3 separate regions of the Mus musculus genome follow, and regions 2 and 3 are each linked to region 1. A link is a loop called in an ENCODE intact Hi-C map of the cell type or tissue named here. Cell type or tissue: left cerebral cortex. All regions are shown on one strand. Each heading gives the region's core, and the rest is flanking DNA. Links, peaks and the distances in the headings are about the cores only.

The links. Hi-C counts contacts between places; a loop is a spot of excess contacts. Peaks named below come from ENCODE experiments on the same cell type or tissue, not always from the same donor. Only the 100,000 strongest peaks of a DNase experiment are listed, where the experiment ranks them.
Region 2: a loop joins it to region 1, with 1.9 times the contacts of the local background. A loop is called at or near these places in 5 of 42 quality-filtered maps.
Region 3: a loop joins it to region 1, with 2.0 times the contacts of the local background. A loop is called at or near these places in 6 of 42 quality-filtered maps.

Annotation. Positions count from the first base shown.
Region 1 is chr17:27,312,070-27,318,873 of GRCm38, forward strand. Mir7214 (microRNA 7214) reads right to left here and starts at 5,026; the gene lies at 4,966-5,026. In left cerebral cortex, for the core only: no CTCF peak of the experiment used is centred there; a DNase peak (open chromatin) is centred at 3,052.
Region 2 is chr17:27,253,577-27,260,380 of GRCm38, forward strand. No RefSeq gene overlaps it. Among named protein-coding and RNA genes, the nearest start is that of 9630028I04Rik, 8.9 kb to the left of the region's middle. In left cerebral cortex, for the core only: a CTCF peak has its summit at 3,954 (motif pointing right); a DNase peak (open chromatin) is centred at 3,977.
Region 3 is chr17:27,228,184-27,234,987 of GRCm38, forward strand. No RefSeq gene overlaps it. Among named protein-coding and RNA genes, the nearest start is that of 9630028I04Rik, 16 kb to the right of the region's middle. In left cerebral cortex, for the core only: a CTCF peak has its summit at 3,683 (motif pointing left); DNase peaks (open chromatin) are centred at 3,049, 3,161, 3,594, 4,482 and 1 more place.

The DNA.
Region 1 (6,804 bases), core at 1,663-4,162:
CAAGAATGGTTTTCTATCTAAGCTGACTTGAGAAAGAAGCCAAGATAGAATGGGGGTTGGAATAGTTGGAAGGGCTGCCTGGTTTCCAGGACAAGGTGCTTGGCCCCTCCCCTATATCCCCCCCTCACCCACCATCCCCCCCACCCCCATACAAAGGATGCTTCCAGGGTCAGCGCTTCTCTCTGGCCTAGGCCTAGCTCGGAGGAACTGCAGGGAAGTGCCCAATGAGGAGCTGGGGATAGGGAGTAGGGACCTGACCTGTATACTCCAGAGAGACAGTAGTCCTTAGGTCTTGGTCTTGCCAGCATCAACTGTCTATGGGAAGAGGTGCCTGGATCACAGCCATGTGTAAGTGAACCCCCATCCCACTTGTTGGGGGTAGGTGTGGTGTGAGCACCAGTTGTCTCTGTGAGATTCTTCTGGCTCCTGGAGCTTCCCAGAGATGCCTGGTGCCAGGCAGCTATAGGTTGGCCATGTTAGGCTGTAGGCCCCTCAAGATGAGGGAAGGTGCTCGCTCTGTAGGCTGGTGTAGATCCTGTGCCTTTGTCTGCCATTTCTGGCCTTCACTGAGCCATTCCCTCCTCTGCAGAGGAGGGCTGACTAGCAGCCAGCTACTAGAGAAGAATCAGTCCACTGAGGCTCCCTTGCCTGAGGACACCTCTCAGGAATGCCAGCTGGCCACTCACTCCTACATCTTTCTCCTTTGCCTCTGCAGCCACTGCCCTCACTTGAAAGCCTGAACAGGGCTCTCTCTCCATCCCCACTCTAGGCCATGCCCCTCATCAGAGGTCTGCTTTACAGATCCTGCCTTCTCTGGCCCAAGATCTGTGCTGATTCAACCTCAGCACCGCCATGGGGCAGCCCTGAGACGGAGCTGTGCTGGCAAATCCTACCTAGTACCATGCGACCAGGCACCCTGGAGAGTCTCTGCTTGGTTCCTCTCTGGGGTTACATCATGAGCACCCACCTGGGGTGGGTCTGAACTCTTCTCTGGCCTCCATTTTCCATCCCCGAACCCCCAACTAAGTCCTAATCTGACCCCCTTTCTCCCAAGAAAAGCATGTCCAAAAGGAGATGTCAGTCTTGGCAGTTTAACATGTCCTAGACACATGTCACTTATGAGCTCCAGGGGACACCTCGGCACCATCCTGGGAAATAGCCTGTCCCAAGCAGCAGACGTTGGCTTTTCTCTCTTCCAAAATCATCTCTTAAAACCAACCAACCCTGCTGGAGGCACCTCGTTCATGTGATTGGAATTCATAGAACCAGGTAGCCTGAGTTAGGATTCTGAGTGTGTAAAGGAGGGTGTGGCTCCAAGACCAGAGACCTCTTGTTCTAACTTCCAGTGCATCCCTCCTGCGTGGAGGCCTGGTTCTCCCTCTCTGTAAAGCAGGAGTTAGTCGGGGATGTCAGACCCCCTAGTTCTTTTTGAAAACCAGTTCGTGTGGGAGGTGACAGGGCAGGAGCACTCCCTTTCCATCCTGCGGTGACTTGACTGAGGATGTGGCACCAATCTGTATGCCTGTGTGACACATCCCTGCTTGGGACCTGGGACTCCAGAACCACCTACTCCTTCCTTTAAAGGTTAGGTAAGAAATCCCAGATGCTTAGTGGAGAAGGCCCTAGAAGATACTCAGATACTGTCTGTGTACACTCAGTAGGACTGGCTATCGAGACTGGCCCCTGCTTGCTAGGGAGGGTCACACTGTACCCTCCTCATGAGTCAGGAGCTTCCTGGGCTTCCTGCAAAGAAAAAAGTGTAATGAGGAAATATCTGGAGTGCTACAGACCTGGCAGAAGAGGATGTATGTATGGGAAGCCATGGGTAACGCCCCCATAGAAATGGGACACTCCTGTGAAAGAAAAAGGCTGGGGGGGGCAGGAATACCTCTTTGAAGGAACTAGATGGGCAGTGTGAGGCTAGCCCCGCGAGTACCGCTATGGCTGCTGATATTCCGTTTGTCCCTTATGTGGCTCAGCCAACTCTGGGACAGATGTCATAGAATGCACACAGCACCTTTCCACTCATCTAAGACTCAAAGACAGGGCTTAAAGCAAGAGAGAAACCATATTTGTTAACAGCCGTTTGGTCTTTTCACTGAGGTCCCCAAACCCCGTGACTGGGCTGAGTCCTGTGGGAACAGCACAAGGGGGCAGGGAGGGCTTCCCTATGCACAGACCACCATGCTTTGTACTATGTGACTCAACTAAGAGGCCACAGAGAAGAGACCAAAAGCTGCTCTAGATGGGCAGCGGCAGCTGACCATTTCTGTATCTGTATGTGGATATTGTTTAGCAAAATGGTCCCTCCTGTTTCCCAGGAGGAGAAAGTGGGTATCAGCTATCAGGTGGAATACCTCTTTGAAGTGATCAGCCTATCCTCCCCAGGGCCCCTGGAGCCCATGGCTCTAGGCTTGGCCTGCTGTGTAGCTCTAGCTACAGGCCAAGAGCTCAGTGAACATAGAATCTCAAAGTCACATATAGAGTCCAAGTGCTTCTAAATAACTCCATATATCTTCAAAGCTTCCTATCTGTTCCATAAGTGTTTTCTGGCATCTTAGCAGATCATCTATTCACCCAGTCTGTAGCCAAGGTAGGTAATATATCTCCATTTTACAGTGAAGAGGGGTCCTCAAGGGGAGATGGTCTGTGTGTGTGTGTGTGTGAGAGAGAGAGAGAGAGAGAGAGAGAGAGAGAGAGAGAACTCGAGAGCCATGTGCTAATGGGGAAGGTCAGCACGGGGCTGATTGGGAGTGAGGACAGGCTCTTGTTCCCTTTTGCTCTCCTTCTCTGAAGAGCAGTCTCCAGTTTCTGTCCTGCTTTATTTTTTTTTCCTGCCAGAATTCAAAGCTGAGCACCAGAGACATGTGCCACAGCAAGCAGAGACACACAGAACATGGACCATGGAGTGCCACGCCCCACTGCCTCCGGCAGGGCAGGCACACAGTTTGGAGGAGAGGGGAGTCACTCGCTTCTTTCCAATGATTTTGTCTTCACCGGGTACTACCAACTCTGCAGAGAATGAAGACAAATTGCTCCACTCCAGAAACCTCTGTACAGCACCTGCTCCTCACAACATGCCACCCCCCCCCCCCGTGGGTGCAGAAGCTCTCATTGCAACGCTTTCACGTCACAGATGGCCTGCCATATGTCACCTCCCCTCAGCTATCACCTTGTAAGCAGATTCTGTCAGGTTTTAGGAGAAAAAGCTTAATTAACAAGTGGTGTGCACAATTATGTACTTAATTATCAACTGCTTTTATTCCTTTGGTTTTTGTGTTTCAAAAGTTTGGTAACAATTCCCAGAGACTGTCCCCAAATTTGACACCCCACCCCCACCCTATGCCTCTGTTTTTGTGCTTGTTTTCACTATTTTGTGGCTGCGAGCAGATTGCTGGGGGGGGGGCAGGCCTCTCCCCCAACCCCACAATCTACTCAGGGGACAGTAGCCCTGGGTTCACCCCCACGGGGTGGCCCAGGCAGGCTTTTAGGAAGACCTGGTCTATACATGCCTGGCCTGGCCCCTCTTTCCTCCTCTCTGCCCTTTCCGAGATCCATCTTGCAGGCTGCCAAAGGTGGCCACTGAGGGCCAGGCCAGCAAGTGCAGGGGATCAGCCTGTGTGGGGTGGGAGAGGCCCAGATGGAGGGGTGAGAACAAAAAGGTGCAGAGGATTGGACTTTAAGGACAGAAAAAAGAAAATAGCAAGGCTGGTACCAAGCCCAGGGCTTGGGAATTAAAAAAAAAAAGTGTTTGGACACACTCTGAAGCACTTCTGTACATAAGCCACCCACCTCATGGAGGAGGAAACCCGCCCACCCAGAGTCTTTGAGTGCCTCTGTTCAGGGGTTCATGTTATTCTCTTTTAGGAAACCCCACTCAGAAGTCCAAGATCCAGTTGTCAGCAGCATATGGTGACCGTAAGGAGTTTACTTTTGAGGCTATATGTCAAGCCAACCTTTCCGGCCACCCAGAGAGCTGATGGGCTGGCTATGGGCTTCCGGGCTGGTAGGCAAGGTCCCCCGGGGCTCCTGAGGCTCAAGTGCCCTCTCCTCCCTGGGCCAGCAAGCAGCACAAGCTGTGGCTGGATGCATCCTGCGTGGGGAGAGGCGTGGGCATGGGGGCATGGGCAGGGACAAGGACGGTGCAAGGGCAGAAGAATTGCAGAATCAGATCACGGCTTCCCTTCCTTTAAAGGTCCAATCCCAGAAACACAGACAGACAGAGTTGTGGGCATGCCCAGCAACACCAGGGCCAGCACCTGCAGCCTCACCTTCCTCGGAGGGGGCAGCTAGGCGTGTCAGGCCTCCTCCCTGTGATCCATCTCCTAGGACTGCGACCCCTGCTGAGTCCCTGGACTCTGCCTGGTCCCCACTCAGGCTCCTCTGTTCTGCAGACACACTTCTGTTTCTTAGAAGAGTCCACTAGGTGCCAGAGGGTCAGTTTGGCTCTGTCCAATCTTCATGACATATGGTCCCCAGGGTCTAGCTAGGACAGTGCCTCCCTGCCTGTTAAATCCATTCATGATTGTCTAGTAAGACAAACCAGTTACTACTTCACCATGCTTCTGATGACTTCTTCTAAAACCAGTCAGCCTGGCTGAGAGTGGAGTGCTATACTCTTGTCTTTTCTGGTCCCAGCTGACCTGAGGGCCGCCACATTTATATATCTTCAGTAAGCCAGCCAAGGGAGGCCTGGGGTGAAGAAATAGCATGGGCCGACAGAGTCTCTGCCTCAGAGGCTGATCTGGAAATAACTTAGGGCACAAGGCCACTAACAGTGGGGGTTGAAGTGGCCAAGTAGGTAAGGAGGATTGAAACAAGAGGGCCGGCTGTCCACCCAGGCCTGTGGCGACAAGATGCACAGTTGCCCAGTTGCCCAGGCAGAGGCCAGCTTTCCTGTAGAGGTCTTCTCTGAGCTCCCAGACTCAAGTTTCTTCCAGAGAAAAGCCTTCGTAATCATTTTAGTGCGCTCAAGGGGTCAGGACTGAGGGTGGGGAGACACATTCTCATTCCAACCCAGAAAACAGAATGTGCTAACTTCAAAAGCTCAACGGGAAAGAGTGGAGTGTGGCTCATCTGAACTGAGGCTTGGGTGTCTAGGGAGCTCTTCTCCCTTGGGGCTCTGGCTGGGGAGGCCAAACAAGGCTTCACGAGAGGCTCTGGCCTGGTGCAGTGCAAAAGGAATGGGGTTGACCTGGAAAAGGCGGGAAGAAGAGACACCCCCTCCCCAAAGCCCCGAGGGTAAATGAGAATGCGTTCTCCTGTGGGCGGAAAGGCGGCTAGATAGTTCTGAGATGCCCTCCGTCACTTCTTAAGATACCAAATCGTAGTGGCACGCATGTGCATGCGCACGCACGAGATTGTCTCCCTCCCTCCGTCTGGACTTTCACCCAGTAGAGAAAATGCTCAGCAAACATGCAGCCAGGGAAGCTAAGGAGAACAGAAAAAGAGCCAAGCAAGCCATGGGCCTCCGAGGGCCAGGGTGAGACTCTCTTAAGTCCTTCTCGACCACAGATAAAGCCTCCGTCATCATACACTCTATCCCCATCCTACTTCTGTCCAGGGAAGAGAGGGTAATGGACCTGAAGGAGGCATGCCCGCTGGGCTTAAGGCCAACTTCAGTTTCTGCACGCCAGTGGCCTGGAACGGCCCCTCCCCCAGCACAGTCATTCACAGCTTAGGCAACCTTGGGTCAGAGCCAGTATTCCCTTTTCTTCTTCAGTCCAGGGCTTTTCCTCAAGAGGAATAGCCGCTGCCCCGACCTGTCCCCCACTCCCCGCCCCCCTCCCCGCCCCGATCCATACAAACATACTATTTTCATATATACGCTGGTATCACTAGGAAGGCCTTATGAAATGTTGGCGAGAGGGTCAGTTAGTGGCAATCTGGGACTGCTAGAGAAAGCTGAAGACTGCCTTCTGTGTATAGGCGATACAGGCCAAGTGCAGTTTCTTCCAGACTGGGGACGGGCTGCAAGCGCTGAGGGAGGAAGGAAGACATGCCACTGGCTTTCTGTGGGTGTCTGTCACTTCTGCCTCCTCAGCCAAGGCTCCAGTCTCTCTGGCCATCTGCTCCTTCCATCCCCTACAGGGCCACATCCTGGCTGTCACCACCACATCTGGAGTGGTGTTTCACTCTTAAGTTCTGAGCACCTCCCTGCAACTCCCACCCAGCCACTACTGGCTGAGTTGCAAGAATTCTGATGCTTTGGGAGTTATCAGGGCATCCCAGGAAGCAAGCAGGAGCTGAGGGAGCAGTGCAGCTACCTCAGCATTTAAAAGTTTGCTAGCCCCATGCTCCTCCCCCACAGCATGGCAGACCCCCTGCATCTATGCCAAAGCCTCTCGCGAAGACTTGCTTGGCATCCCTCTCAAAGCCAACCACTCCCTCAACAAATAGTCTGTCTCCTACAAGAGATCACAAAGTGGTCACTGGCAAAGTCCCCACTTTGCCTCTCTGCCTCGAGTTACTCTCAAGTTCAAGGTACCTCCCTGGGCACCAGGACTCAAAGCCCATGACCCGCCCACCCTGGTACTACCTACTCAGAGCTCAGCTATCATCGGCACCCACGAATGCTTTCCTGCAGCTCCTGGCCTTTTTGCAGTCTCTAGAGCATACCATCCAACTAAGAGTGACCTCACTACCGGAGGATGGGCTTAGAACCCAGACAGGGAAGGAAGCTTCCAGACATGGTGCTGGGACAAAGAGGAAGGCTGATGACTTCCATCCCAGCTGCCCAGACCTGTGGCACAGTGGGTTTTCACTCTCCATCAGCAGGTGTTCATTTGAGAGAAGAGGCCGAGG
Region 2 (6,804 bases), core at 2,571-5,070, 58 kb before region 1:
TCACAGAGGCCTGCAGGGAGAGCCCAGATACACAGATACACACACAGAGACACACAAACACACACCGAGGTCGACTGTAGCCGGAACTGAGAACCCATGTTGCTGCCCCCAGCCCGAAGAGTTTTCTTAATCTTTAAGACCCTTTACTCTTATTTACTGTGTATGTGGAAGTCAGAGGATGGCGTGCAGGGCTCAGTTCTCTCCTTCCACGTGGTTGCCTGGGCTTGAACTTAGGTTCCCAGGTTTGGCAACAAGCTTTCACCTGCTGAACTACAATGGCAGTCCAAAGCAGACTCTTCAGATTACTCCAGAAAAGGATTTCAGGATAAGCCAGTGTGACGCAGATTTGGAGTTTATTAAAGACATATTTAAGTATGAGAGTAAAGAGAGGTACTTAGAGCCAGGTGGTGGTGGCACACACTTTTCATCCCAGCACTTGGGAGGCAGAGGCAGGCAGGTCTCTGAGTTTGAGGCCAGCCTGGCCTACAAAGTGAGTTCCAGGACAATCAAGGCTATACAGAGAAACCCTGTCTTGAAAAAACAAACAAACAAAAAAACTGGGGGAGGGGGAGGGGGAAGGAGAGGGGGAGGGGGAGGGAGAGGGGGAGGGGGAGGGGGAGGGAGAGAGAGCCTGGGCAAGGGCTTCTCAGAGAAGCACACAGCCAGTGTCTGTTACATCTCAAAGGTGGTTAGCACCAAAGAGATAGATAGCATAGGGCACCCAGCAAATGTTTGTGCTGGAATTGTTGATTCTCAGAAGGGGCTCAGACAAGACTCCTGGCTGTGGGGCCTTTCTCTCCATGCTCTGATAATTTCCCTTCTCTTTGAAAATGTTTTCCTCTTCCCTCTACCCCCCACCTGGTCTGTAGGTCTGTCTGTCTGTTTGTATGCACACTGTGTGCGTGCAGGTGCCTGTGGAGGACAGAGGAGGGCACTGAGATCCGTGGAACTGGAGACATCTATGGCTGTGAGCCACCTGGGGTCTGCTGGGGACCAAGCCAGTCCACAAGTACTCTCAATGGCCGGGTGTCTGTCCAGCCCTGCGGCTGGTTGGCTTTTCACCTGGGTTTAGGGGTCAGATGCAGGCCCCTCTGCTCGCATCAGAAACACTTCCCAGACCAAGCTGTCTCCCACCTCCTTTCCCTGTCTTTCTGTCCTGCCTTCCTCTCTGATGCTTCACATCTGGGGCTTACTGGGTAGCAGAACTCACGTGCTGCGCTGCGCCCCACCCCCACGCCCAGACTCAGTGCTCTGTCTGCAGTTCCAGGGCTTCAGTCTTAGACAAAGGACAAGTGACAGAATGACCAGGGCTACCACTGTGCTTGCTGGTGGCCTCTGAGGAACCACTCTCAGGAGCTGGGGTTTGAGCCACATGCAATATTGATTTGGCAATGGAATCTTCTATGTTCCTAGCTGTCTGCTGTCCAGCATTTGCTGTTGTAGATTTGTAACATTGAACTCTATTGTGTGTGCGTACAGGTATGTGGACCTTTGAGTGCCGATGGCTAGACTCGCTGGCCAGTAAACCCAGGGATCCTTTTGCTTTGTTTCAGGGGTTTCTCTGTGTAGCCCTGGCTGTCCTGAAACTTGCTCTGTAGACCAGGCCGGCCTCAAACTCAGAGATCCGCCTGCCTCTGCCCCCTAAGTGCTGTGAATACAAGTGTGTGCAACCACTGCCCAGCCTGTCTTCCCCTCAGCACTGGGGTTGCACCCGACCTCTTTTATGTGTGTGTGTTGGGGATCTCACCTCAGGTTCTAATTCTCATACAGCTTGTACACTCTACCCAGTGGGTCTTTTCTCCAGCCTATTGATTCGTTTATTTTTATTGAGACAAGAGCTGTCTTTTTTAGCCCAGGCTGCCCTTGAACTTTGAGCAATTCTCCTGTCTCTGTCTCCTCGGAGTTGGGGTTATAGAGGTGGGCACAAAGTCCAGATGAGTAGCTGTTGCTGATGAGCTTAGACAAACTTCATTCTAAGTATTTCATAAGAATGAGAAAATGAAGACATCTGGCATGACGGCTCACATATATAATTATATATAATATCACATATATAATTATATATAATAATATATAAATATAAGTACTCAGGGGGCTGAGGCAGGAGGATCCAGAGTTTGAGGCCAGCCTGAGATACCAAGTCAGACGATGGTAATAATAATTATAACACATTCTAGGTTTATGTCTGATTTCTGCTGATGCCACAAACATCTCAGGAGATGCCTGAATGTGCGGTGAGGTCAGTAGGGCAGACAGACCAAGAAATGCTGAGACTGAGGAAGCTCAGCCTCTCCTGTGCCTCCCCAACCCCCAGCCACCCCAAGGCTACCCCATTGTAGGAGGGAAGAGGGCTGTTTCCTTTGCCTCTGGGGCAGGCGAGCAAAGGCTGGTGGCACTGCCGACACGGCCCGCCGTTCTCCCTGTGATGGATGGCAGCAGCTAGAGCTGCTGTTCCAATTTGTTCCCCATTTGGACAGCCGCTTTACCCACAATTCACCTTGTCAGGGCCACAAATCACTGTGGACAACCAGGCTTAGGGAATAGAGAAACCCCAGAAGAAAAGGGCCCTGGGCTGGGGAGGACCTGGGCTGGGGAGCAGGCCTGTGGGGCTGGAGAGGCAGGGTACAGGGACTCCTTTCTAGGTGCTCCCTCCTATCAGGCCTGCCTCCTGCTAGCCCTAGCCAGCCCAGGATCTAGATGACACTCTACCCAGGCAGGCTTGCCCCCTCCTAGAACCCTCCATTCCTCGGAAGCCAGTAGGGGGTCCTTTGACCAGCACTTCTAAAGCCTTAGGCTTGTCCATACTTCCTGCCATGTCCTGGGGCTGACCACCCCACACTCGGAACAATAGCGCATCAAACCACTGCACACACGAGTCACAGGACACACAAGGAACAGCTACCCAGAGGGACGATAGCTGGAGGAGCAGAGGAGGTCTGCGGCAGAGATAGCCTCTTTTCTGTCCTTCACAGCTCTGTGAGGGCTCACCTCTCATAAAAGCCCATCTGTGGACACATGGTGTCGGGTCCCTGGCGCAAGGCTGGGTGCCAATGGTAGGTGTTTTTCCTTTCTGGGAGCCTTCCCTGCCCAGGGCTGGAGCATGGGTCCCTTTCCCTGCTCACCCACACGTGGGTTCAGAGGTCACAGTGTCATGATGTGATACATCCCCCATCCTCCCTCCCCCTCCCCAACTCACCTCAAGCAGGCACCTTACTTTTGTCTAGGGGTATGAGCACTTCCCCAGCCGCCACAGCTGCTCCTGTGACCGACCCTTGTCGCCCACTGTCTGCTAATCGTGACGGAGGAGGGAGCAGTACAGATCTACACAAGCTGCCACAGCCCGTGAAGAATGACCGGGCCGCGGGCAGGCGTCACTCTCCCTGCCTGGCAACCATGCTACTGGGTTGAGCTGGTTGGAAGAAGCTGCAGTCCCTCGGAGCAGTGCCCCAGGATGTGTTCTCTCTCTTGGTCCCAGTCAAGGAAGGCCTTGAAAAGTGGTTGGGGTTGGGCAAAGCTGAAGAGCTAGAGCAGAGGGCGGAGGGCGGGGGTGACAGCTGGCTGGTGCGGTCATTTTGCATTTAACTCATACATAGGTCAGACTAGGGATCTGTGCCCATTAGGCCTGCATTCTGCTGAGGGGCTAGTCTCCAGTACCCTCAGTTTACCTCTGTGCAGAATGGGCCAAGGCACCCAACTTCCCTCCTCCCAGGGCGGCAGAGGGGGAAGGGGAGTTCTGGCAGTTTTCTCTGGACCGTGTAACTTTAATTCTTTTCAAAGCCTACTTTTCAAAGCCTAATGATGGTTTCTTAAATGTTCTAACCTCCCTTCTAGCCTACCACCTACGGGGGTGGAGTGTGTGTGGGAAAGTGGACCTGTGTAGAAAGATTCTTTGGAGCAACTCTCATCTGCGCTGTCTGGAAACAGGCAGTTCAGTTCACAGGTCAGCAGGCGGCAGCAGCTCGATCCACTCTCAAGCAATTCATGGATCCACCAGCACTGTCAGGATAGCAGCAGCGTGGCTCAACCCAGCAGCAACAGCCAGGCCTCAGCTGAATTGGCACGAGTCAGCAGGAGGGATTTGGATCGCCAGGAACACCAGGAGAAGTTCTTGACTGTTGTGTGCCTCTCTCAACAAAGTGAAGACCAGCAGACTTGAGGTCAACAAGCCTTGCACAGCTCGCTCTGTAAGCAAGCTTAGCTCAGCCACCATCACTGTCCATCCAGTCCTTTTGATACGTCCTCCACGGGTCTGTCTCAGCTGACATCACTCTGCCAATCAGGCCCGAGTTTGAGAAATCGACAAGAAACTGCAGCACACCACTAAAAGATTTTTTGGTGTATTTCTCTCTATGGAGTCCCAAGAGATGCAGCTCAACTACGCAGTGTAAGATGGACCAATACCTGTGTGTCATTATCGGAGAAATCTTACATCACGAGTCCTTTCACGTGCTTGCTTTAGCAGAACATCCTTTCTCCTGTGTCTCTTCAGGGAAACATCCCTTCATGTGTTTGTCTTAGCAGAATACCATCCAACACAACTGACTTTCCAAAGAATCCTTAAGTTTCAGGCCTGGGAGGCAGAGATACCATCACACACACACACACACACACACACCCCACCCCACCCCTCCGTCTCCCCAGGTTGGGCAGGACCTCCCCAGTCTGCCCCGCTGGAAGGTTTGAAATCCTGGGTTAGATTAAGGCCATCCTGATCATTTCTCCTGCCTCCTCCTCTCCTAGTTTTTTTAATATAGCTTAGCTAAACACTCAGAGTGTAGCTGAGGCTGGCCTTGAACTCCTGTAGACTGTGTGCTCTACTGCCCAGGGTTAAGGGCCCACCCACTCCAGACCTCTATGTTACCTTTAGACAGATGGGTGCTGTCTGTGAGAGGTGTCAACTCCAAGACCCTTGGCAGGGTCTCCCAGTCTCCTGTGAATCACAAGAAAGGCTCCTCTGCCTGCATTGATCCCCACCCCTACCCTCACCCCCACCAGGGTCCACAGCTTGTGTAAGGGCTTGTGTAAGCTTGTGTAAGCTGTGTGTATCGGAAGGCTGCTTAGCTGGTAACATCTGACTGGCACCGGCAAAGGGGGGTTGGGGAACTGCCTACCCAGCCGTCACAGGGCTGTCTCCAGGGCTGGCCAGTTTTAGACAGAGTCCCTCTGGTTGGAGCTGTGGAACCCCCATGGGTTTCCTTCTCTCTCTTCACATTTCAAGGTCCCTTCCTGCCACCTTTTGATCAGACTGAAACCTCCTAGCTCTGAACTGTGTCCCTTGCCCCCCCCCCCCCCCCAGCTGAACGTGTGCTTGTGCACCCCCACACTGCTCTAAACGGGGCTGACCTATGGAGACCCATGGTGGGGTGGGGTGCCCTTGGTTCAGACCTCCCATCAAAACCTAGCCACATTCGTCCCCACTGTGCCCACTTGGCTCTGGGTCACCACGGCTCTTCCTGGCATTTCAGAGTCCGGTGTACATGTTTGGCAGAGTTCCTTCACTAGATATCCTTCATACCAGGGCTGTCTGTCCCCTCTCCCTACCCACCCTCTGCTTTCTTACAAGGCTTCCTTTCCCCTCCCCTTTCCTGCCCAGGTTCCTTTGTCTTTGTCTCTTCTGGGCCCTCATCTCCCTGAGTGGGAGCCTGCTCATCAGGGACCATGAGGCTTCCTGTTGTGATGGCCTCCCTGGGGGCTGGAACCCCAGGAACTGAGTTTTTCTCAGAAACTGTAGAATCAACCACAGGCATACCAGCCCAGGGGAGCTGCCTCAGGCTAGCCCAACCCTCAGGAAAAAGATTTGTGTACCTTGCCTGACAAGTCGGCCCTTGCCCGAGGCTTGGGCATTCTGAGTAATCTGCTCTGGGTGCACAGTCTTCTGTGAAGACCCTGGGGATGGGAGGGAAAGTGTGAGCCCCACAGCGTGTCCACAAGCAGCTGTGTGCTCAGGTTCACACCAGGGTCTGTTCTGTCAAAGCCTCTGGAAATCCTTTTACTAAGGAGTGTCCTGTGTAACTTTTAACTTTTTTTTTTTTCTGAGACAGGGTTTCTCTGTATAGCCCTGGCTGTCCTGGAACTCACTTTGTAGACCAGGCTGGCCTCGAACTCAGAAATCCACCTGCCTTTTCCTCCTAAGTTCTGGGATTAAAGGCATGTGACACTATGCCCGGCATGTAACTCTTAATTTTTGTCAATGCTTACTCCCTCCCTCCCCCAAACACACACACACAAGGTTTCTCTGTGTAGCACAGGTGGTTCTTAAATGCTTTAACCTCCCTTTTAGCCCACCATCCACCAGACCTAGTGGAAAAGAAAGGATACAGGAAGCCGGGCAGTGGTGGTACACGCCTTTACTCCCAATACTTGGGAGGCAGAGGCAGGCGGGTTTCTGAGTTCGAGGCCAGCCTGGTCTACAGAGTGAGTTTCAGGACAGCCAGGACTGCACAGAGAAACCCTGTCTTGAAACCCACCCCCCCCCCAAAAAAAAGAAAGAAAGAGAAAGAGAGAGAGAGAAAGGATACAGGAAAGGGTGGTGGACCTGTTTAGAAATTGTTCTTTGGAGCAAATCTCATCTCTGTTGTCTGGAAATCGGCAGTTCATTTCCCAGGTTAGCAGGCAGCAGCATCTCTATCCATTCGCAAACACTTCATGGATTCACCAGCAGTCCAGTTCGGTAGTCTGGATAGCTTGAATCAGCAGCGGTGGCAGTACCTAGCAGAGACAGCAGGAGGGACCTGGAAAAATGTCAGAAGTCCTTGGCTGTGCCTCGCTCAGTGAAGTGACGATCAGAGGAGACCAAGAAGCATT
Region 3 (6,804 bases), core at 2,541-5,040, 83 kb before region 1:
TCTGCGTCGCTGAGGGGACACTGCCCAGCCCCCTTACTCTGCCCAGTGTAAGAAAAGTAAATTGATAGCAATCAATGCTGGATGAGTCAGAGAGGAGGACCTTGCTAAGGCAGGTGTGGGGTGTGTCACAGAGCCGTGGCTGGGCAGCAAAGATCATCTGTATGGCTGGAAGGCCTGGAGTCTCAATCTTTCCGGATTAACCCTGGCTTCCCTTCCTGAGTCATCCATCCCTCCGTGTGCCAGCCTTCTGCCCTCTGTACCTCCCCATGTCCCACCTCCACCCTCCCGAGGGACTGAGGACACATTTCAGGCCAGCCGTGTTATTGGATTTTAAATGATGCAATGGCTTTTTAATTCTTGCTCTAATTGCCTTTTCATGCAGGGCACTGAGAATGGCTGATTACCAGACAACTGGGCTGGGCAGTGACATTCCTCATCCAATGTCCCCTCAAGCTGCAGTGAAAGGAAGGGAAGAGAGAGAAAGACCCCCTCTTCCCCTCCTTCTTCTCGGCTTTGAGCCTACAGCCACCTGGGGCCCTAGCCTGGACTGGCGCTGTCCGCGGTGCTGACGGGCTGAGCTCTGGCAAACCCTGGCTCTCTTGTCATGCCTTTTGGTGCTCCGGTGGCTGAATAATTTAAACAAATAGACTTGGACATATTTCCCCTTTCCCTCAGGGCAGGAAAACATCCCCTGCTGAGTCTCTGGAATAATTGCCCCTCATTCAAGGGTACTCAGGAAAAGGAGAGATCAGGAAGATGGAGGGAGAGCGTGGGCTGGCTCTGCTGCAGCACTACTGCTGTAGGTGGGCCTGCTCCTTAGTTCTCACGGGAGGGGTTCCCTGAGAAGATGATCCTAGCCCTCCTTCCCTCAGCCACGAGCATGTCAGATCCACACTGGGCCAATTTGTCAAAGCCCGTGGTGGCAGCCTGGCCCTCTCTGCCAGACCAAGGAAGAGGCTCTTCCTCTGAGAGTCTCCATCTGCAGAGGGGGTCCAGATCTGCATGGAACTGGCTTGGGACCTCACTGATAGATGCTGTGCACAGTGAGAAGATAGCTCCTTATGGGGTTAGATAGGCTGGGGTGGGCAGGGCTGGACAGGGTTAGCCTGGTAGAGTAAGGGCTAAAGAGATAGCTTGGCAGTTGAGCACTGGCTGCTCTTCTAGAGGATCTGGGTTTGATTTCCACCATCCTCATGAAGGCTCACAAATGTTTGTAACTCCAGTCCCAGGGGGTGCAATATCTCTGGCCTCCTTAGATGAGGACAGACATAAACACACACACACACACACACACACACACGAGAGAGAGAGAGAGAGAGAGAGAGAGAGAGAGAGAGAGAGAGAGAGTCCGTCCAGCTGGTCCACGGTCAGTGAGGATGGCAGGAAGACCGTCCAGACTCCACGAAAGCTAAACTCTCTCTGAGGGAGGGGGATAAGAGAGGCAGCCACTGAAAGCCGATCCTTGAGATCTGAGGAGAACACTGGAGCTTTGCAGAGGCTACCTGAGGCTGCCACCAGGGAATCTCCTCCTACAGAATGGTGGGTGGAGGCGAGTGATCTGGAGTCCAGAAGCTAGGAGTACGAGGGGGAACTCCAGGAAGGGAGGGGGTCAGAAGGCCAGGGTGTCTCTCAGTTCTGTGCCCTTCTGGCCAAGTCTGGGTGTGGGGTGTGTGTGCAATTGGCTGAGGTAACCTTCTTTCAGAACGTGGGTTTCTCTTCCCCCTCCCTCCTCCATTTCCTGGGTTTTGCTTCTTCATTGTTTTTCTTCTTAAAAGAAAAGAGCCAACACCAGCACCTGTCTCTCAGGCTCACGCAGAGTCTTTGCTGCTGTGGGTGGAGAGAGGTGTGGGAGTGGGGAGGGGACAGGGTGGGAGGGACAGGATTTCTGCTCCCAGAGGGCAAGTTAGCACAAGGTCACCTCCATGCTCACCCCCCCCCCTGCAGTTCGTGGGTCACGGCTCAGACCCCAGGAGGTACGGAGTTCCCTGCAGCAAAGCAGTCAGCATGAGCCCGAGGGCTCTGCCAGCCTCGGCCACCGGGCCCATTCCTATCAGGAGACTTGAGGGACTGTGCCCTCACCCCCACCTGACAATGTGATTCGGCTCCCTGAAGTTTGAGTGTCAGTTGCTAAAGACAGAGAGACTTGGCTTCCTCTGGGCAGGGCTGGGGCTCCCTGGTGTGTTCGGTCCAGGCTGTTTCTATCCAAAGCAGCTGCTCGTCCATTGTTCAAACCTAAAGCCTCCTACCATCAGACCCGAGGACCCAGGCCCTTCAGCAGAACACGTACAGACCTTTCAAACACGAGAGCATCCTTCTAGGCAGGGAGAAGCTGAGTGTGGGTGCCAGGAAGGGGGCAGGACTGGGTCATTCTGGGTGCTGTAAAGTGGATTGTGGGAGGTAAAGACATCAGTCGGGAGGCCAGAAGCAGGCTGGGAGATGAGGATGGGTGGGGACCAAGGATTCAGGTGCCAGGAGGCGCCTGGGGCCAGGTGCAAGGAAGCAGCAGACCACCTCCAAGATGTTGAAGGTCAGACAGGGCCAGAGGGGACCCGAGGGTGGGTTTGTTTGCTTAAGGGTGGGTGTTTTTGTTTTGTTTTAATTCTGAGTCTGGGTCTCACTGAGTTTCTTTGGCTGGCCTGGAATTACAATGTAGACCAGGCTGGCTTTGAACTCACAGAGACCCATCTATCTCTGCTTCCAAGTGCTGGGGCTACAGGTGTGTGGCACCACACTCAGCCTATTGTTCGGTTTTGAGACAGGTAGTCCAGGCTGGCCTTGAACCTGCTATGTAGGCAAGGATGGCTCTGTGCTGAGTCTCCTGCTTCTACCTCCCAAATCCTGAGGTTACAGGATGAGCTATCTCACCATCTCCCTCAGCTGGAGCCGAGCTCTTCCAGGTGGCTCCCTGAAGGAATTAGGAGGCCCCGGAACTGCTGAAAAGAGACAGGAGATGAGCAGATGACTGGGTGTGGGACCTGGTTTGCCTTGGATGGTGACTCAGAAATGCTGAGACACTGGGCTGCAAGACAAGGGCTATGCCAGGAGCCTTCCAGGCTGGAGCTACAAGTGCGTGTGTATGCGTGTGTGTGTGTGTGTGTGTGTGTGTGTGTGTGTGTGTGTGTGTGTGTAAGCCATGGAAGCCAACCAATGCTAGGATAAGCAGCTGCTTGCAGACACCCCAAACCATCGAGGAGAACACAGTGGCGTTTCTTCTCCCTCCCACCAGTCTCCAGTCAGCAGCCTCTATGGGCGAGACTGACAGGAAGCCAGCAGGCAATGTGCCTGGGAAGCTAAACGGTGGGATAGAAAATAACAAACAGCCTAAAACTACTGGGATAGCCAATGACAGTCAGCCCAAATGTGGGACTGGGGTCAGTGCAGACGTCCCCAGAAATGGGAAAGAGGAGGAGGAGGAGGAGGAGGAGGAGGAGGAGGAGGAGGAGGAGGAGGAGGAGGAGGAGAAGCAAAGCAAAGTGAAAAGTAACTATCCTCAAACACACTCCATGCTAAGAATGACTTTTTTAAAGATTAATTTTATGTATGCGAGTACACTGTAGCTGTCTTCACACCAGAAGAGGGCATTGCATCTCATTACGGGGGGCTGGCGAGATGCCTCAGTGGTTAAGAGCACTGACTGCTCTTCCAGAGGTCCTGAGTTCAAATCCCAGCAACCACATGGTGGCTCACAACCATCTGTAATGGTTGATCTGATGCCCTCTTCTGGTGTGTCTGAAGACAGCTACAGTGTACTTACGTATAATAAATAAATAAATCTTAAAAAAAAAAAGAATTAGGAACTGTTCCTTCAGTTTTTATAAAAAAAAAGAAAGAAAGAAAGAAAGAAAGAAAGAAAGAAAGAAAGAAAAAAAGAAAGAAAGAAAGAAAAGATCTCATTACAGATGGTTGTGAGCCACCATGTGGTTGCATTGAACTCAGGACCTCTGGAAGAGCAGTCAGTGCTCTTAACTACTGAGCCATCTCTCCAGCCCCTAAGAATGATTTTTGACTTTAGGCTTCAAATCCCCCTGCCTCCACCTTCTAAGTACTAGACGGGTACCACCATCTCCAGTTTACCTGGTGCTGGGGGTTCAAGTCCCAGCTGGGTAAGCGTGCTACCAACTTGGCTACATTCCTGGCCCCCAGAACTCTTGAGTAGCCTCTCTTCGTGAATGCCTGGGTCTTAAAAGCTCCATCACACATGGGTCTACATGTTTGATGTATAGGCACATCTGGTGCTGAGGAGCCCCAAGGAGGTCTCTCCAGCTCCCCCATGGGCTGTGGCCTCTGTTGAGCCCTGGCTAGGTGGGGCTTGGAGCTCAGAATTGCTGGACTCCTGTTTTTAGACAGACCCTCCCATCACCTCACCTCCAAACCCCTCCTCTCCTCTTTGTAGGGAAATGGACTTGTCAGAAACCTGCTTGTAGGACACAGAGAGGAAAGATGTGAGCAGGTGTGAAGTGGCTATGACAGCAACTGCTTAATATGGAAAAAGGGATCCAATGACTGCTTGGACAGGCAGGGAAGTAAACAGTCAATCTGAGCCTACTGGAAGGAAGACAGTGTGTGTGTGTGTGTGTGTGTGTGTGTGCACGTGCTCACGCATGCTCACACTCACAGGAAGGCAGCCAGCAAGAGCACAGGCTCACTGGTCACTCAACCAACCAGGAGACCCTGGTTCCAGTGCTGAGCTGCACCCACAGAGCAAGGTGTTGACAGGGGCTTTGGACTCTGTCCCATCCATTTCCTCCTCCGTGGTAGCCCAGGTGCCACCAGTGTCCCCAGCTTCCTTCCTCACCCACCATTTGTTTTTTCTGGGTTCCCTGCCAAAATGGTTCAGGGGATCCCTGAGGAATTCTCACACGTTCTCCACAGCCACAGCAGTGGCTCTGCCTGTGTGGTACCCAGTGTGACAACCATCCCGGCTCTGCCTGCAGGTGCCTTATCCACCCAGCCATCCCCTCCTACTCTCAAGGGAGGCATTTTCAGGCCAACGGCTTTCTCCCCCAATCCCCTCCCTCTAAGCTTTATTCCCAGTTTCCGGGAGGTTAAGCCAGCTTTCCTTAGGATTTGTTCTATGTAAAAAACAAAACTAAGTAGAACGTAAAGAAACATGGCTGAGGTGCTGGAGTCTCTGTGTCCTGGGTCTCTGTTACTCCCTAGCCCCCTGCCACGTGGCTCCAGCCTCAGCTGGGGTCCCCTCACTTAGATGCTCATGCTCAGGCCGCTGACTTCCCTGAGAGTGACTTTGGCCAGGGTACAGTGCCCTCCTTCCCCACCCTTCCTTCTGCTGAATGAAAGGGGACATACCAGCGAAGCCATGGCACCTCCAAAAACCATGTGCCCCAACCAAAGCTGCCCGTGCCAGCCCAGACAGGGTTCAGCCGGCACACAAAAGTCTGCCAAGTTGTTCTCCCGTCCTCAGGGCAAAGAGCTACTCCCTCCCATACCCCATCCCACAAAACCAAACAAACATGACTCAAAAAGCACTTTACCATTTCTGGTTGTTACCGTTGAAAATTATTGGGGTTCAGCTTGACTGTAGCCCCTTCTCATGAATATGGGGCGTCTTAGGTACTTGCTGAGATAAAACAGTGACCAAGCAACTTATAAAAGAAAGCGTTTAATCAGAGTTTTGGTTCCAGAAAGATACAGGCCATGGTGGCTGAACAAAGGTGTGGCAGGAGCAGCTGAGAACTCACATCTTGATCTATAACCAGGAGCAAAAGAGAAAGGAAGCTGACTGGAAATGGCAGAGTCTTTTGAAACCCCAAAGCCCTTCCCCCACTGCAGTGATACACCCATTCCAGCAAGGCCACACCTCCTAATCCTTCCCAAACAGTTCCAACTAATGAGATCGAGTGTTCAAGTCTCTGAGCCTGCGCAGGCCTTTCTCATTCCAACCACCACACTAGGGGTGACCGGCTGCCTAGCCAGGGCACTTTGAACACTGAATAGATGATGAATAGGATAGAGGCAGCCTGCCCAGTCTGTACTCTATAGTGTATATGATGTGTATAATATAGTATGTATACTGAGTGTATCATATAGTGTATATGGTATGTATGCTGTAGTATATATACTGAGGTGCTCCATATATGGTGGGCCTACCCTGACTCAGTAGCTCAGTTGTTATATAAGAAGTTTGGGGACCTCATCATCCTGGGGGCTTTGGAGGTCCCTCCCCACTCTTCTCCTGGTGACATCAGGAGCTTAGGAGGGACCAATCCCAGCACAGTGCAATGTGTAAGGAGGATGGAGGCCCTTGGCTGTCAGCTTCTCAGACCCAGGAAAGATGGGCTTAGGTCCAAGCTCTCTATATTGCTGGCTGTCCTGTGTGTTCCTTCACCAAGGCACAACCTCTTTGTTTCCCTCACTGCGGAGGGCAGATGAGAGATGTGCCCAGACTGCTGCCTCCCCTGGTCGGCCACACCTGATGCAATGACTGTGACACTTTCTCCAAATGGGAATCATCTTTCCCCAGGATGGAGCTACCAACAGTTGGAAGGAACACAGAGCAGCAGGGCCTGGTGAGCTCGTGGGCGCTGGGGAGTCACGGGGACACGTGTGCATGCCTGGGACTGTGTCCTTGCTCTGTCACCGTGCCTGCTGGATCAGCCTCGCTGTGTCTCCCAGGCTTAGCTCTGTGTCCTGCATACGGTGGTGCTTTACAAGAGCTTGTGAGATGAGTGGCTCGTGGTTTTAGAAAAACAAGTTAGAAGTTGTGTGTGGTGGTACACACTCCGGGCAGAGAGCCTTCAGAGGCAGGAGGATCTCTGTGAGTTCAAAGTCAGGACTTGTCTACAT